2 separate regions of the Mus musculus genome follow, and region 2 is linked to region 1. Evidence: chromatin loops called from intact Hi-C (ENCODE). Cell type or tissue: heart. All regions are shown on one strand. Links, peaks and the distances in the headings refer to the core of each region. The heading gives the core; the rest is flanking DNA. Region 1 has its middle 72 kb from the start of Gm36548. Region 2 holds the start of Gm36470 (predicted gene, 36470).

The links. Peaks named below come from ENCODE experiments on the same cell type or tissue, not always from the same donor. Only the 100,000 strongest peaks of a DNase experiment are listed, where the experiment ranks them.
Region 2: a loop joins it to region 1, with 4 times the contacts of the local background. A loop is called at or near these places in 1 of 42 quality-filtered maps.

Annotation. Positions count from the first base shown.
Region 1 is chr5:3,197,003-3,199,906 of GRCm38, reverse strand. No RefSeq gene overlaps it. Among named protein-coding and RNA genes, the nearest start is that of Gm36548, 72 kb to the left of the region's middle. In heart, for the core only: no CTCF peak of the experiment used is centred there; a DNase peak (open chromatin) is centred at 1,326; H3K4me3 peaks cover 662 bases; H3K27ac peaks cover 878 bases.
Region 2 is chr5:3,340,824-3,343,727 of GRCm38, reverse strand. It overlaps Gm36470 (predicted gene, 36470), which reads left to right and starts at 169. Exons shown (of 4, transcript NR_168898.1): 1 at 169-430. It also overlaps a transcript of Cdk6 not described here. In heart, for the core only: a CTCF peak has its summit at 1,074 (motif pointing right); DNase peaks (open chromatin) are centred at 927, 1,477, 2,307 and 2,517; H3K4me3 peaks cover 2,500 bases; H3K27ac peaks cover 2,500 bases.

The DNA of each region.
Region 1 (2,904 bases), core at 100-2,599:
AAGAAGGATGCTTTTTCCCTGTTTGCATTCTTTTGTTCAGTATTTCTGGAGCCCCAGTACAGTGAGCATGCTGGTAATCAGTTCAGGAGGCTGAGGCAGGAGGATCTTGAGTTGGAGGTAAACATGAGCTATGTAGCAAAATTGTCTCAAAACACTTAAAACCACAAAGCCATTTTAAAAAACCTTTCTAGGTCTACATGTAACATCCAAAGCCCTTTTCTAAGATAATGAACAGAGTCTCCTGCATTTTCCCTCTGTTACCCACAGGTAACACAGCTTCTCAGGGTTGCTCTCTGCAGTGTCTCATGCGATAGGGACACACTACACAAATGAAGGCTGTGTAGTGCAACATGTCAGGGCACCAAGAGAACAGAATGGTGGCCTCCTAGAATTCAGAGGTTTCTGGAAGTGATGTACCTTGTACAAGAATCCCAACTGTTCACAGAGCCTGGGTTTCATGGAATGCCTCTTTGGAATGATTTTCCCCTCAGTGGCTGCAAGAGCTGAAATCTGTTATACACCCCCGCCCCCCTCCCCCGCCCCCAAGTTTGGGTCAATTTTCACCCATCTAAGACAGGGTGGCAACTCTGGTTTGAATGCCATTTCATGCCTGATAAAATTTCACTAGGCATTTTAACTTTTAACTTCTTTTATTGACTTACTCTGCAGATGGAGAGAAATGTTTAGAAAGAGGGGAAAAAAACTTTCAACGGGGATTTAGTGAAGTCATGTTTCAGTAGAGGAAGGAAATGCCATTGACTCTATTAGAGCTGCCTAATGTTTTCCACAAACTCTAGAAATAGTGCGTTGTGTCTTGGTGACCCACAATAGCAGCTGACTGCCTGCACATGATGGAAATTCTATTTAGGTTTGCTAAAAATTAACTATTTAATCCCCTGCTGTCTGTGCCATACTGGATCTTGTGTCTGATTTAGTCTATCCCACTGTTTTCAAAGCAACCAAAAGTTATTTCCAAGTAGGTTAAGTGTTCTGAAGCTTCCCGTGGAAGTGCTGCGAGGGATGGAGAGAGGTTATGCGATCTGTGCCCTTGCGTATAAAGGGTCCTAGATGCTGGTGGGAAGGTTGCGTCAGCTTCTTCCCTGTGTTCCTTTACCTGCCTTCACAGCAACTGAACCTAGCTAGAAGACCTCTTCCTTCCTTGCTCCCGCTCGGCCATCCCTTCCCTCTGCCTGACCTTATCTGGCCTGTTGGAGTTGTGATAAGACAAAAGGGGAAGTGTTTGATTGCTGGAGCACACCCTTTGGAGTGGGGCCAGAGAAAGAGTTCGTTAAGGAAAGTGAGAGGCCTGCCTGAGTGTGAGAAAAACAGCAGTCTCAGAGGGGGGAGAATTATCATGGGGCAGAATGCAGAAGTGCCTGCGAAGGTCTGCAGGGCAGAGTTCAGAAGAGAGCTTGCCAAAGGAGCCTTCTCTGAAGATTTACTGCCGCAGCCACAGCTGACAGAGAAGAGGATCAGGAGGAAAGAAGTTCTGTCCTGACTAGCTTCACAGGAAGTCTGCAGGCTGCAGGGCTGGGAGTCTCTGACAGGCCAAGGAGCAGGAGCGCTCTCAGCCTGCAGCTTGGGGAGAGAGGACTTCCAGTTTGTTTTTAAAGAGACCCCCTTCCAAGCAGCATTTGTGATGACTCGGCACAGATGTCTCCAAGCAGAGAAACTACTCTCCAGGCAAGATGTTCCCGGTCTGTCCAGACCCATCCATCCCCACGGGCACCACGCCTCCCCCGCCCCCAACAAGCTCAGGTATATTCCTGTAGCCTTCAGGCTCTTGGTTGAGAGGACCCCGACCATCGTGGAGGTCTGATTATGTCTGTCTGTCCTTTACCTAGTATGTTGGGCCTAGTCCCTAAAGGACAAGCAGACAGATTCCCGATCTCCATCATAAGCTATAAAGCAAGGTTCTAGGGACAGTTGTGCGGACAGATGTCTCTAATGACATCTTATTTGCAGCACACAGATCTGAAGTACTTTTACCCAACTCCCCTACTCCCTGCATAAGAAAGAATATTCTCTAACTGGGTTAGACCATTGTGATAATGCATGTTATTGTAGCTGTCAAAGCCAACACTTGACTGATTCAGAAACTAATACATAGGTAATACACCTACATGAATCCCGCGTACAAACTAAGCCAATAAGTACAAGGAGAGGATCCTAACTGGCAGTCTGTAGTATCCACAGCCACCTTTTACATGAGGATGCCTTTGAGCTTTGAGATCCACCCCGACCACATCAAACTTAAGACTTTGCACATGATAGGTAAGTTCTTTAACACTGAGCTACATCTTTAACCTGAGACCATGCCACTTTTAATAGCACATGCATGTCCTTTGTGAAACGACCTTCAATTTTGGGAACTACACGTGTGCATTCCCATCTGGTGTTTTCTCCCAGTCTCAGTGGAGTAACAGTGGGTTATGGAGACCTCAAAAGACAGAAAAGAAGGAATTATATCTGTCTTGGCTTGTCGTCTTTACCTTTGGGTTCTTTCTCCTAAGGGACCCCCTGACTTCTAGATGATGCTAACTCCTTTGGGTTTGGGACTAGTTAGACCATTTGATATAGGAGACACCAGAGGTCCACCAGCGGGCAGGACCAAAGATGATCAAGGGCAGTACAAGCCATTATAGGAACTTCAAATGGCTAAAATAACCCAACAGTAAAGACCGAAGACTAAAGCGGAGTTGAGCTAGCTTGCAGACTTGAACAGAGATTCTGGGAAGTGTTATGGTATCAAATTCTAGAGCAGTGTCTATTCCTGGAATTTTTTTTTTTTTTTTTTTGATGGCAGAGGTGAAGTCTCGAGAGTTTGACTGGACTTTGTTTGTTTCTGTGGCAGTGTGATAAGAAAGTCTGAATAAATGGCTGTTTAACAAAATATAACACAAT
Region 2 (2,904 bases), core at 123-2,622, 140 kb before region 1:
GCGACCTGGGGGAGTTCGGAAGCTGGCGTAAAAGCACCGGGGGTTCACCCACGTGGGGCCGCAGAACGGGGTTGGGGCTCCTAGAACCCTGTAACCCGATGCTGCGAGTATGCGAGTAGGGGTGGTCAGACATCTGCTCGGAAATTGCTTCCTTTCTTTTCTACTTTCAGTTTTTCTACAGGGAGACATTTGAAAGGGACTCGCTCTCACAAATGGTCTTTGGGGTATGGCAAGCTTAGTGGGAGACGAAATTCTGCCTCCGATTCGGAGGACCTCCCTGGTGGAAACTCAGCGAGGACAGACCATCTGGTAGGGGAGGGCTGGGGCTACTAGAGGTGGGAGAGCGAGGGGTCCTGGAAGGGGAGTAGTGTCGTGCTCCCCACCTCACACATACACAAACACAAAGATCCGAAGGATGTGGGAAAGGAAGGTACGTCACACTTTCACTCGTCCTGTCCTGAAAAAGTAACTTCGGGACTTTGCTAGCTAATCGGGACTGGTCCTTAAGTTTTCAAGCCGTGCAAAAGCAACCGCCCTTACGACGGTGGGGGTAGGGGGCAGTAAACGTAGGTCTCCCCGGTGTGAGAAGGGGCTGCCCTTGTGTCGAGACTTCCGAATCCCCGCCCGGTATCCTGGGCGGCTGAATGTCGGTAGCTGAGACAGTCGCTCTGTTCTCCAAAGGCCAGAGGCTAGGTCCCACGCGCGCGGTCGGGCGCCCCCTCCCCGTTCTGTTGTTTAGGGATGACCGAGTGAGCCTTCCCGTCCCACAGCGGCCTTAGTCTGGGCTGGACCTTGTTCCACCACAGCCGCGTGTCCGGAACGGTCTGCATGCGTTTACCTGCCCCGTACCCATCCCCCCCACCACCACGCTCTTCTGCCTGGTATTAAAGAACACATGGAGCGACCCCCACTGGATGCCAGCATAGCACCGCCCGGCCAAGGCAGGGCCACTCCCCGTTCCTTTGAGAGCTTTCCTAAAAAGCTGCGGAAAGGACCCTCCAGCCCTCACCCGGGGGTCCGAGCCAGGTCGAGGGCCACACAGGTAGCGGGAGCAACGGCCTTGGCGCCCGCCCTCCCCCTCTGCCGGTGTCCAGCCTAGGCTCCAGGAGGGGGCAGCCGTCCCACCCCCGCGGGCCTACACCCCCCGGACCGGAGCGGCGGTGCCTAGCCCCCTCCCCTCCTCCACTTTTTCGTAGTTGTTGTTGCTTTCCCACGCTGGCTGAATGTGACTTGACCCCATTTCAAAAAAGTTTGACATAGCGCTTCAACATTTCCGCATTCCTCCGCGACTACAAAGGCTGCAGCCGCCTCCTTCTGCTTTCTGTCTCTGATCTCTGTCTTAGCACTCAATGAAATCCTTCATGAGCCTCTCCCGAAGCCTTGCCAAACGCCGCAAGGGTCGCCACCAGCGCAGTAAGGGGAGGCCGCCCGCGGGACCCCGACCCGCGCGTGTGCGCAAACGCAGATGCGCCCGCGCAGATACGCCCACGTGCACAGGACGAGTGCGCCGCCGAGCCCCGGGCTGCTCCTGCCCAGGGTGTGCATTTGAACTGCAAAGCTTTAAATAAGAAAAGTAAACTTGGGACTTGAAGCAAGAGTGCACGCTTGCGGGGCTTCAACCCCGGTGGGCTGTGTGCACTACTCCGTGCATAACGCGCCAGAGGGGTCGCCAAGCAGGAAGCCTGGGCGAACGTTTTACTCCTTAATTGGGAAGATGGGGCCCATACCCACACCCCTCGGGAGGTTACAGAGGGAACTTGCACAGGGAAAATGAGCGTGGGGGCGCGGAAACACACTCTACAGCACGGAATCCCACCCAGACGGTGCACGTTCAATTTTAAATGTGACTGTCCAAGTAGAGTCAGTTTGGGGAAGCTCGATGAAAAGTGAACGTATGGGTATTTTACGCATGAAATCTGTTCAAACTGGCATAGGACTCTAGTGTCGGGGTGTCCCCGCTGTGGGAGGTTCCTCTGGAGATCTCTAGCTCTAGGTGGCCCCCATAACCTACCCAGTCTCAACTCCTAAGGGGTTAACCCAAGCGGATTCCGAGGGGCCACACAGCCCCCTACACCCCGTTACTCTCACCCACTCCGATCCTTGTCGGAGACCCTCGCCCCTCAGCCCACCCACGTGAGTCCGTGGCCCCTTACCTGCGGTCCAGGGACGCCGGCCTCCTGTGAAGCTGGAGTGTCTGTCTGCCCCCGCACGTGTTCGCCCCGCGGAGCAGGTAACTGACTACTGCGGCCCAGGCGAGCAGCGCTCTGCGGGTAGGGGGTGGGCACAGCGGTGGAGGGCGGAGGGACGGCGGAGGGCGCCGCCCGAGGGGGAGCCGGGGAGGCTCGGGGGCCTCGGGGCTCTGGCCGCGGCTGGGGGCCCGAGTGGAGGACTGCGGGGCGGGGGACCTGCGAGCCTCGGGGCCCGAGAACCACCCGGAGGCGAGTGTGCAAATTAAAACCTTCCGGAGCAAGCGAGCAAGGCCCGGCCGGGCCCTGGCTGTGCTCCCCAGCGATCGGCTCCGAACTGGGGGCCCGGAGGGCGGGGGAGAGTTAAATGAAAATTTCCGGTTCTCACTGCAACCACTCTAGTGGGGGAATCTCGCGACTGAAAATAAGTGGCGTAAAAGGGATCCAGTGGGATGCGGCGTCGGGGGTCTGCATCGGGGGTCTGCACCTAAGGTCCCCCAGAGTTGGGGTGTTGACAGGGTGAGGCGGCGGGGGCGGGGGGGAACGGGGACGGGTATCAGTCTGATGAGGACAGATGAAAACAAAATAAAGCAACAGTACTTATGGGGGTTCCGTGGGGTGGTAGATAACATTTTCATACACGCAAAAACAGGACCTTATTGAGGAGTGGGGGGGAAGGGGGAGACGATTGGCAGGATGCCGTACAGAAAACAAAATA